Linked DNA regions of Homo sapiens: region 2 is linked to region 1. A link is a loop called in an ENCODE intact Hi-C map of the cell type or tissue named here. Cell type or tissue: B cell. All regions are shown on one strand. Links, peaks and the distances in the headings refer to the core of each region. The heading gives the core; the rest is flanking DNA.

What was found. Hi-C counts contacts between places; a loop is a spot of excess contacts. Peaks named below come from ENCODE experiments on the same cell type or tissue, not always from the same donor. Only the 100,000 strongest peaks of a DNase experiment are listed, where the experiment ranks them.
Region 2: a loop joins it to region 1, with 5 times the contacts of the local background. A loop is called at or near these places in 3 of 110 quality-filtered maps.

The regions. Positions count from the first base shown.
Region 1 is chr17:31,306,973-31,312,327 of GRCh38, forward strand. The region is part of intron 36 of NF1 (neurofibromin 1); the gene reads left to right. All of the region lies in intron 1 of EVI2B (ecotropic viral integration site 2B), which reads right to left. Among named protein-coding and RNA genes, the nearest start is that of EVI2B, 4.4 kb to the right of the region's middle. RefSeq lists an enhancer at 4,230-4,309. In B cell, for the core only: no CTCF peak of the experiment used is centred there; DNase peaks (open chromatin) are centred at 1,769, 2,769, 3,489 and 4,129; H3K4me3 peaks cover 5,000 bases; H3K27ac peaks cover 5,000 bases.
Region 2 is chr17:30,959,146-30,964,500 of GRCh38, forward strand. ADAP2 (ArfGAP with dual PH domains 2) reads left to right here. Exons shown (of 11, transcript NM_018404.3): 11 at 1-177. It also overlaps a transcript of RNF135 not described here and the pseudogene RN7SL138P. Among named protein-coding and RNA genes, the nearest start is that of RNF135, 9.2 kb to the right of the region's middle. RefSeq lists a silencer at 1,328-1,377. In B cell, for the core only: no CTCF peak of the experiment used is centred there; DNase peaks (open chromatin) are centred at 1,436 and 2,256; H3K4me3 peaks cover 782 bases; H3K27ac peaks cover 1,058 bases.

The sequences.
Region 1 (5,355 bases), core at 276-5,275:
GATCCCATCTCTAAATAAAAAGAAGAAAGAAAAAAAGCTAAAAAATAATTACAATAATTTTTTTTTTTTCAAGACAGTCTTACTCTGTCACCCAGGCTGGAGTGTAGTGGCACAATCTGGGCTCACTGCAAATTCCGCTTCCCAGGTTCAACTGATTCTCCTCTCTCAGCCTCCAAGTAGCTGGGATTACAGGTACACATCACCACGCCTGGCCTATTTTTGTATTTTTAGCACAGACGGGGTTTCACCGTGTTGGCCAGGCTGCTCGAGAACTGACCTCAGGTGATCTGCCTGCCTTGGCCTCCCAAAGTGCTGGGATTACAGGTGTGAGCCACCACGCCTGGCCCAATTACAATAATTTGATAAGCTTTCTCATAAAAGTATGCAGGAGATGTACAGAGAAGTTAACCTAGCCTGGAAAGGCTTCAGTGAAGTAAAGCTTGAACTGAATTTTAAAAGTCTATAAAAACTAATTAAGTTTCCAGCCAGGGAGAGCAACAATGTGGGCACAGGAAAATAAGGCACATATGAAAGTTTGGCAGATAGGGCTTTTTCTGGGATGTGGTAGATGCTAAAACTTGGAGAGTTAAGTTTCAGTTCTACTTCTCCCATCTAACTACCTGTCTAACCATGAGAACTAGTTGCTTAACCTTTCCTGTTCTCAATTGCCTTTCCTCTAAAGTGAAGAGTTCTACTGAGACAATTTGCAACTTTTGGTATAATATACTTGTTTTGCACATCATCAAACACAATGGCAACTATTTGGTTATCTCTTAACATTAGGGAATAGAAAATCTTAGGGTGTTAGATATTGGTATACATGATTAGAAACTATAGTTCTTCTGACTCATAAGCCTATATTTAGAGAGATTTGATGTTCTGTTGGAAGGTGCAATAAAGGTTTTACAAATTACCTTTTCAGCATATCTAAACAGCATATCATTGCTTACTCCTCTACCACTTGGTACACAGTGATGATAAATGGCCCTGTTTTAGTAGAAGAAAAGATATGTGATTTTTTTCCCTATACGAATAATTCAAGCCTGAATTTTAAAACAGTTCTCCTTTGAACTCTCCTGCACACTGCTGAATTAATCTTAAAAGTGTGCATGATCAGGTTACTACTGCCTTGCTTGAGGGTTTAATTTCTGTTAAGATAAAACTTCCTTTTTCTTTTTTTTTTTGGAGACAGAGTCGTTCTGTCACCCAGGCTGGAGTGCAGTGGCATGATCTTGTCTCGCTGCAACCTCTACATCCTGGGTTCAAGCGATTCTTGTGCCTCATCCTCCCGAGTAGCTGGGACTACAGTAGGCATACACTACCACACCTGGCTAATTTTTGTATTTTTAGTAGAGACAGGGTTTCACCATGTTGTCCAGACCGGTCTCGAACTCCTGACCTCAAGTGATCTGTCCGCCTCAGCCTCCCAAAATGCTGGGATTACAGGCATGAGCCACCACGCCTGGCCTGTTAAGATAAAACTTCTAAATTGAGTTTTCTTCCTTCTGGCTTGAGTTAACCAGTCCAGATTCACGTATCATGACTGAAACTTCTTATCCAGCCAAATGCATCCCTTTCCCACCTTGCATACTTTCTAAACACACGATTTTTCCCTGCTAAACAGACACTTCTATGCTGTTTTTTACCCTTCTCAAGGGTGTTCTTTTTTTTTTATTTTTCTTCCAGACCTAGCCTCTTCCCCTTTCTGGCTGCATATCTGAATCTGTCCTCATCTTTCAGACCTCAGTTTAAATTCCCCTTCTTAACCCAAGTTCTCTGTGACTGACTACAGCCCAAACAGATCAGTCATTTACTGAATTCCCCCTAGCTCTCATTTATTGTTTTTATGGTTCCTTACATAATTCATGTATGTATCTCACTCACACTTCTATTCTCTTAAGTAATTGTGTTTACTTTTCACATTTTCCTATACCTACTTCCTTGAACAAGATTATAAAGAACCTTGAAGAAGGCAGAAAGGAGAAAGAAAAATACTTATCTAGAGCATATTATGTGTTGTACTATCCCAGTTTTGCATACTTTATTTCACAGAACCTTCAAATGACTTTATAAGGAAGGTAAAGGGATCCCTTATTTACAGATAAAGAGACAGTGTCAAATGAGTTAAGCAGTTTGCCTGATGTTATACCACTCGAAGTGACAGATTGGGAGTTTGTACCCAGGGCCACCTGATTCCAAAGCATACATTCTTTCTGCTACCCTTTATTGCCTCATGTTTTTATATTTTGATTTCTTTGTAGTTAATGCCTTATATATTAGGAGCACAGTAAACATTTAACCTGTATTGGGCTTCTTGATTCCTTTCCATTTTAGTTTTTGCTTTTTACTAGTACTTCTACCAGAAAATAAGCAGAGGCAGTGAAATCTGAGTTAATAAATTCTGCTTTTTATCCATTTTGCAAAAGATTTAAAAGGGAAAATTTGAACACTTTTGGCATAGATATAGGGATTTGAATAATCTCTGGATGGTCATCATCCATGCAGTTCCTACCCATTATTCTTATAGATTACAAAAAAAGGCGGGGGGACTTCTTTAGAAAATGTTATTCTCTTCAGAACTTCATTTTAAAAATCTGTTTTAATGCTATGCAAAGCATCAGAAAATATAAGCCATGAATTGTCTTTAGCCAAAAATGTTTCCTCTTTTGTGACTTTGCTTAAAATAAGGAAACCATACGGTTCCTCTTTTCAGTTAGCTGAAAAAGGCATTAGAGAAGGACAGGGCCCAAACAGGAACATAATTTTAAACCCAGGTTAGTTTGTAAGATCAATTTTGATAGGCTCCTATCCTCTACTGTCAGTAGTAAGCTGGTGGAACCCTCCATGTATGAGATTTTCACTTGTCAGTTAACGGTTATGGCAATATTAAAACCAAATTCCATTTTTTGCCTATCCTAACACTTTCTACCACTCTTCAGTTAGCTTTTTATCCTCCTAGGATCTGCCACATCAGAGTACTAGAAACTGTATTAGAATTCTATGATGGCAATTCAGTGTAGTCCAGAGAAGGAGAAGAAAGATTTAAAAGAGGAATAAATAGGGAATATGGTAGTGGAAAAAACTGACTTTTTTCCCAGCGGTAATGAGGCCAGCGTTACTACCAGTGTGGAAGGTTATTTAGCATACACATTTTAAAATATGTAAGTGGTGTGTACCTGAAGTACCAACATTGTTTCTGTAGGTAAAGAACAATATTGGGCAGGGGAATAAAAAGGAGATTTAGAATAATATAAAAGGCAATGCAAAGAAATACAAAATAACACAAAAGAGAAAAAACAAAAACTCTAGGAAGCAGCGAACAGAAAAGAGGAAGGTCAATTGACTAGAGAAGATACAGAAAAGAAGAAAAGTTAATAAACAGGTGAAAAAAAAAGCAGTGGTTATATAATTAGCAAGAAGGCAGTGTAGATGATTGAAGTAGGCAAAATGAAGTTGGGGGTGGGGGGAGATGATTGAAGTAGATGAAAGAAGCAACGGCAAAATGCTGCTCTGTTGTGGCTGGCCTGTGTTTGTGAGTGCAGGGAGACAGTAAAGAGGAGCTTGCTTTCTAAAATGGAGGACCAGAAGGAACCATCCTTTCAAATTCATTTACCTTTCATTTCAGGCTCTCCTGTCTGCTGTGAGTATCCTTACCATCCTCTCCCTTTTTTTTTCCCTGACACTATCCAGAAGCATACCTAGCAATTATTCCAAAGAACCCATGTACCCGTGTACGTTTTATATAGAGTTTTCCAGAAATCCCTTAGTCTGCTGCTCAAGCAAATTTGTCAGCCCTCATATGCCGGTTTTTACTCATTATTATAGGCTGGCACTTTGAGGTTTAAATCTGTGATTTTGGTTCTTTTTCTTTGCTGAATATTTAGAATATTTTAAAAAGAAAAACATAAATTTAAACATTTTAAAGACAGTTACAGTGAAGCAGGAGTCCCCGTGTATAAGACATGTTCTTTTTTTTTTTTTTTTTCCGTTTGGAGACAGGGTCTCACTCTGTCACCCGGGTTGCAGTGCAGTGGTGCAATCTCAGCTCACTGCAGCCTCTGCCTCCTGGGCTCAAGCGATCCTCCTCACACCTCAGCTTCCCTAAAGAAGTTAGAAACTGCAGGTGCACTACACCACGCCCAACTAATTTTTGTATTTTTTGTAGACATGGGGTTTCACCATGTCACCCAGACTTGCCTTGAACTCCTGGACTCAAGTGACCCACCCACCTTGGCCTCCCAAAGTGCTGGAATTATAGGCATGAGCCACCGAGCCCGGCCATAGACATGTTCTTATAAATATAATGCATAAGTACTTAAAGGGTCCAGCATTTAAAATTGATGCTGTTAAGTTGGATATGTTAGGAAGTATGCCATTATCTTTTAAAGAGAATCAAGATTTGGAGAGCATATCCTAGACAAAAGACAAGTATAGATAGCTGTATCAATTACTTTGATATAATAAAAGTTGTGATGCAAATATAATAGATTAAAATTTAGCAGTAGTATTATCTCTAACTAGTGAAGTTTTGAAACCGTAAAAGAAAAAACCAGCCATTCTGCATCTTGAGGAAAAGTGGAAAGAGAAATTGACCTTCAACTACAATAGGAAGTATTTGATGACCATCTTGTATCATGATAGTGACCATTTACTGAGCACCCACCAAAGGCTAAGCAGTATCCTATTTTAATTAGCTAGGTGGTGGTTTTTTCATCCTACAGATAAGGAAACTGAGACACCACGATGTTGGGTAACTTGGCAGTATCACAGCTCTAAGTAGTGGCACTAATACAAAAATCATGCTAATCTTGTGCCAGAACCGTTTCTTTCTATCACATTTCACTGTATGTGCTATACTGCCTTTCATAGAAAAGTTATGAAATAGAAATGCTTTATGAAGGAAGGAGATGTGAGTTGGTGGGAATTACACGTAAATAACACTTGTAGGTAGTCTTAGATAAAGGGTAGGAAAGAAATACCTGAAAACCCATTTTAGTCCTGATTCTACGAAAACTATTATAAGAATTTGGAATGGTTTCTATAAAGTGTCATATTTAGTAAGTTTACTGAAAATTTTGTGGTGATTTTTTTTTTAAAGCTTGGACATTGAAAGGCATCAGATTTATGTTTCTCAATTCAAACTTAATCAGAATTAAAGTTTCCTTCTAAGTAGAATTATGTGGGAATTAGCTGGAAAACACAGGCACTACTAGTAAACTTTAGATTTGGGACTAACCCTTTAAAAACATGTATGGGACCAGGCGCAGTGGTTCCTGCCTGTAATCCCAGCACTTTGGGAGGCCGAGGTGGGCCAATCACTTGAGGTCAGGAGTTGAAGACCAGCCTGACCAACAT
Region 2 (5,355 bases), core at 175-5,174, 350 kb before region 1:
TAAGTTCTGGGGATGAGGAAATTAATAAAGGTACAGTCTTGCCTTCAAGGAACTTATGGTCTAGAGGAGAAGAACGAGAAGTATAGATAGGCAGTAACAAAGCTACTTGAAGAGGCCAACTGGGATTCTAAGGGTGGGAAAGAACAGACACAAGAGATAAAGTCCTAATGAAATGGAGTGCTTGGTTTTGGATGATTCCTTCCTCAAGGAAGAGTATGCTTCTATACTCTTATATTAAATCCCTTTTTCCCTTTTTGGCTTGTTAGTGCAAGGAAGTTTCTATTACTTGAATCAGTCCTGACAGATAAAGTTCTCTAAAAGAGATGATACCTATGCTGAATCCTGAAGAAAGAGTAGAAGATAGTTGGGTTGGGGTGGGAGGAGGCAGAGAAAGAAGCATGTGTAAAGGCTCAGAGATATCAGGTGTGCACGTGCCTGTAGTCCTAGCTACTGGGGAGGGTGAGGTGGGAAGATCATTTGAGCCCAGGAGTTCTGGGCTTTAGTGCACAATGCTAATTGGGTGTCCACACTAAATTTGGCATCAACATGGTGACCTCCCAGGAGTGAGGAATCACCAGTTTGCCTAAGGAGGGGTGAACTGGCCCAGATCAGAAATGAAGCACTTCCGTGCTGGTCAGTAGAGGGATCATGCCTGTGAACAGCCATTGCACTGCAGCCTGGGCGACAAGAGGGAAACTCCGTCTAAAAAAAGAAAATAGCTAGGCATGGGCACTGTAATGCATGCCTGTAGTCCCAGCTACTCAGGAGGCAGAGGTGGGAGGCTTGCTTGGGCCTGGGGGGTTATGCACTCCAGCCTGGGTGACAGAGTGAGACTCCGTCTCCAAAAAAAAAAAAAAGAAAAAGAAAAGAAAATTTGAATCACACTTCACTTGTATTAGCGTTCTCCAGAGAAACAGAACCAATGATATACATATATATATATATGGCTATAGAAAGAAATTTATTGGCCGGGCACGGTGGCTCACGCCTATAATCCTAGCACTTTGGGAGGCCGAGGCAGGCAGATCATGAGGTCAGGAGATCAAGACCATCCTGGCCAACATGGTGAAACCCCGTCTCTACTAAAAATACAAAAATTAGCTGACTGTGGTGGCACGTGCCTGTAGTCCCAGCTACTCAGGAAGCTGAGGCAGGAGAATCGCTTGAACCCGGCAGGCGGAGGTTGCAGTGAACCAAGATTGCGCCACTGCACTCCAGCCTGGCGACAGAGTGAGACTCCGTCTCAAAAAAAGAAAAAGAAAAAGAAAAAAAAAAAAGCCAGGCATGGTGGCATGTGCCTGTAGTCCCAGCTACTCAAGGCTGAACTCCCACTTAAGCCTGAGATTTCAAGACTGCAGTGAGCTATGGTCTCACCACTGCACTCCAGCCTGGGTGACAGAGTGAGACTCTGCTTCAGCAAAGAACAGTTATGTCACACCCCAAAACTCCCTTGTAGCCACACCCTTCCCCTGCCCCGTGGCAACCATTGATCCGTTCATCATTATAGATTGTACTTTCAAAAATGCCATATAAATGGAATCATTTAATATGTAATTTTTATTTTATTTTATTTTATTTTATTTTATTTATTTTATTTTATTTTTTTTTTTTTGAGACAGAGTCTTGCTCTGTCGCCCAGGCTGGAGTGCAGTGGCGCAATCTCGGCTCGCTGCAAGCTCCGCCTCCCGGGTTCACGCCATTCTCCTGCCTCAGCCTCCCGAGTAGCTGGGACTACAGGCGCCCGCCACTATGCCTGGCTAATTTTTTGTATTTTTAGTAGAGACAGGGTTTCATCATGTTAGCCAGGAGGGTCTCGATCTCCCAACCTCGTGATCCACCTGCCTCGGCCTCCCAAAGTGCTGGGATTACAGGCATGAGCCACCACGCCAGGCCTGTAATTTTTAAAGACTGGATTCTTTCACAGCACATGATACCTTTGAGATTCATCAAAGTCACTGCATGTGTCAATATGTCTTTCCTTATTGCTAAGAAGTATTCCACTATATGGCTATACCATACCTTGTTTATCCAGTGGAATGCTGCTTAGCAATAAAAAGGAACAAATTATTCATACATACAACAGTCCCCAGGTATGGGGCTTCTGGTTCATACTGATGCAGGGTAGGTAGTCAAGGAAGTAACCAGGGTCTCAGGACACAGCAATCATGCTGACCATTCAGTCAACACAATAAGCCTCAGCATTCACAATGCAACTGAGCTAATTCAAGCAAAGCTATCTGCAGTAGGGAATTTCCCATGTAGACAGCATGCAAACTTTGCGGTTCACCTCCCCTCCCCTCCTCTCCCCTCTCCTCTCCTGTCCTTTCCTTTTTCTGAGATGGAGTCTTGCTCTGTCACCCAGGCTGGAGTGCAGTGGTGTCATCCCGGCTCACTACAACCTCTGCCTCCCAGGTTCAAGCAATTCTTCTGCCTCAGCCTCCTGAGTAGCTGGGACCACAGGCACATGCCACCATGCCCAGCTAATTTTTGTATTTTTCTGTAGAGATGGGATTTCATTATGTTGGCCAGGCTGCTCTCAAACTCCCGACCTCAGGTGATCCACCCACCTCAGCCTCCCAAAATGCTGGGATTACATGCGTGAGCCACCGCGCCCGGCCCTGACAGCATGCACACTTTGATTTTACCTGGTCTCAAACTGACCCTTTGCTTATTTTAATAGTAAAAAATACACCCCTGGGTGGAAATTTAAGATGGTAATGAGACATGTGGTGTATGAACAAGCATGTAAACTACTGTGCATGTGCACCCAGAAGACCACCCAGAACATGCTTACTAGTAACTCCTCTTTCCACTTCCTTATGAATAATCACATAAGACTCCCATAAAGGGAGTCTCCTTAGTGCCAGTTTTTGCTGTCTCATCCTTAAATGAGCAGCCTACCCTGAATCCTCTCTCTGAGTGTGCTGCCCATTCTGCACTTAATTTTCAAAATCCTCTTTCTCCTTTACAATAAATAACTCTATGCTGCACTTTTTTTTTTTTCCCGAGATGGAGTCTCTCTGTGTCGCCAGGCTGGAGTGCAGTAGAGTGATCTTGGCTCACTGAAACCTCTGACTCCCTGGTTCAAGCAATTCTCCTGCCTCTGCCTCCCAAGTAGCTGGGATTACAGGCATGCACCATCACATCCAGCTAATTTTTGGTATTTTTAGTAGATATGAGGTTTCACCATGTTGGCCAGGATGGTCTTGAATTCTTGACCTCATGATCCACCCACTTCGGCCTCCCAAAGTGCTGGGATTACAGGCATGAGCCACCGCGCCTGGCCTATGCTGCACTTCTTTTGCTGTGTGTCTCTTGTTTACATTTTTGTTTTTTTTGAGATGGAGTCTCGCTCTGTTGCCCAGGCTGGAGTGCAGTGGCACGATCTCGGCTCACTGCAAGCTCCGCCTCTTGGGTTCATGCCATTCTCCTGCCTCAGCCTCCCGAGTAGCTGGGACACAGGCGCCTGCTACCACGCCCGGCTACTTTTTTGTATTTTTAGTAGAGGTGGGGTTTCACCACGTTACCCAGGATGGTCTCAATCTCCAGAATTCGTGATCTGCCTGCCTGGGCCTCCCAAAGTGCTGGGATTACAGGCATGAGCCACCGTGTCCGGCCTAAATTCTTTTAAACTAAGAAGACAAGAACCAGGGTATCACAATAGCCATCAACATTTGGTTAGATATATGCTTAATTTTATAACAAACTTTCCCGGTGGCTGTACTACTTGACATTTCACTAGTGATGTATGAGAGTTCCAGTTACTCTATCACCAACAGTTGGTGTTGTCAGTATTTTTTATTTTAACTGTTCTGATAGGTATGGAGTGGTATTTTATTATGGTTCTAATACGCATTTCCCTAGCGGTTGACAATGTCGAAGTCCTATTATGTACTTATTGGCCAATCTTATATCTTCTTTGATGAAGTGACCATTTGATTCCCTAGCTTTTTTTTTTTTTTTTTTTTTTGAGATCTGGTCTTGCTATGTTGCCCAGGTTGGAGCACAGTGGCTATTCACAGATATGACCATGGCATACTACATCCACAGACCCCTCACCTCAAGAGATCCTTCTGCCTCAGCCTCCTGAGTAGCTGGAACTACAGGCATGTGACACAGTGCCCTGCTTGCCTTTTTAAAATATTGGGTGGTTTGGGCTGGGCACAGTGGCTCACACCTGTAATCCCAGCACTTTGGGAGGCTGAGGTGGGCAGATCACGACGTCAGGAGATCGAGACCATCCTGGCTAACACGGTGAAACCCTGTCTCTACTAAAAATACAACAAATTAGCCGGGTGTGGTTGTAGTCCCAGCTACTCGGGAGGCTGAAGCAGGAGAATGGCGTGAACCCGGGAGGTGGAGGTTGCAGTGAGCCGAGATCGCACCACTGCACACTCCAGCCTGGGTGACAGAGTGAGACTCTGTCTCAAGAAAAAAAAAATTGGGTGGTTTGCTTTTTCTACTGTTGAATTTTGAGAGTTCTTCATATATTCTGGATACTAGGAATACAGACTTGGATTTGTAAATATTTTCTTCCAGTCCATAGTTTTTCATTCTGTAAGAGTGTCAGTGAAGGCTTCTTTAATCAAGGTATTAAGGTTAGGGTTCATGACTTTCTTCGTTTTTTGCTGACTTTTGTTGCTGACAAAGTTTGGCATTAATAATGGGGTGAGAAAAAAATGGGGTGAGGCCAGATGTGATGGCTCATGTCTATAATCCCAGCACTTTGGAGGCCAAGAAGGGAGGATCACTTGAGGCCAGGAGTTTGAGACCAGCCTGGACAGCATAGCGTTCAAGATCTTCTCTACCAAAAAAGTTTTTAAGCAGTGTTTTGGCTTATGTTTGGGCATTTGAATCATTTATTATGAAGTGGAGTGGAAGTAAGAATAATGGAAATTTAATGATCTCTTCCGTCCCTTGACAAAAAGTGCTTTGTCCCTGAAAGAATTTAGCAAAAACAGGCTGGGCTCGGTGGCTCACGCCTGTAATCCTAGCACTTTGGGAGGCTGAGGCAGGCGGATCACCTGAGGTCAGGAATTTGAGACCAGCCTGGCCAACATGGTGAAACCCCGTCTCTACTTAAAACACAAAAAATTAGCTGGGCGTGGTGGTATGCACCTGTAATCCCAGCTACTTGGGAGGCTGAGGCAGGAGAATCGCTTGAACCCGGGAGGCAAATGTTGCAGTGAGCCGAGATCGTGCCATTGCACTCCAGCCTGGAGGACAAGAGTGAGACTTCATCTCAAAAAAAAAAAAAAAAAAAAAAAAGAATTTAGTAAAAACAAAGAAAAGAAACTGATAGGACATGTTAGGCCGAGCGTGGTGGTTCATGCCTGTAATCCCAGCACTTTGGAA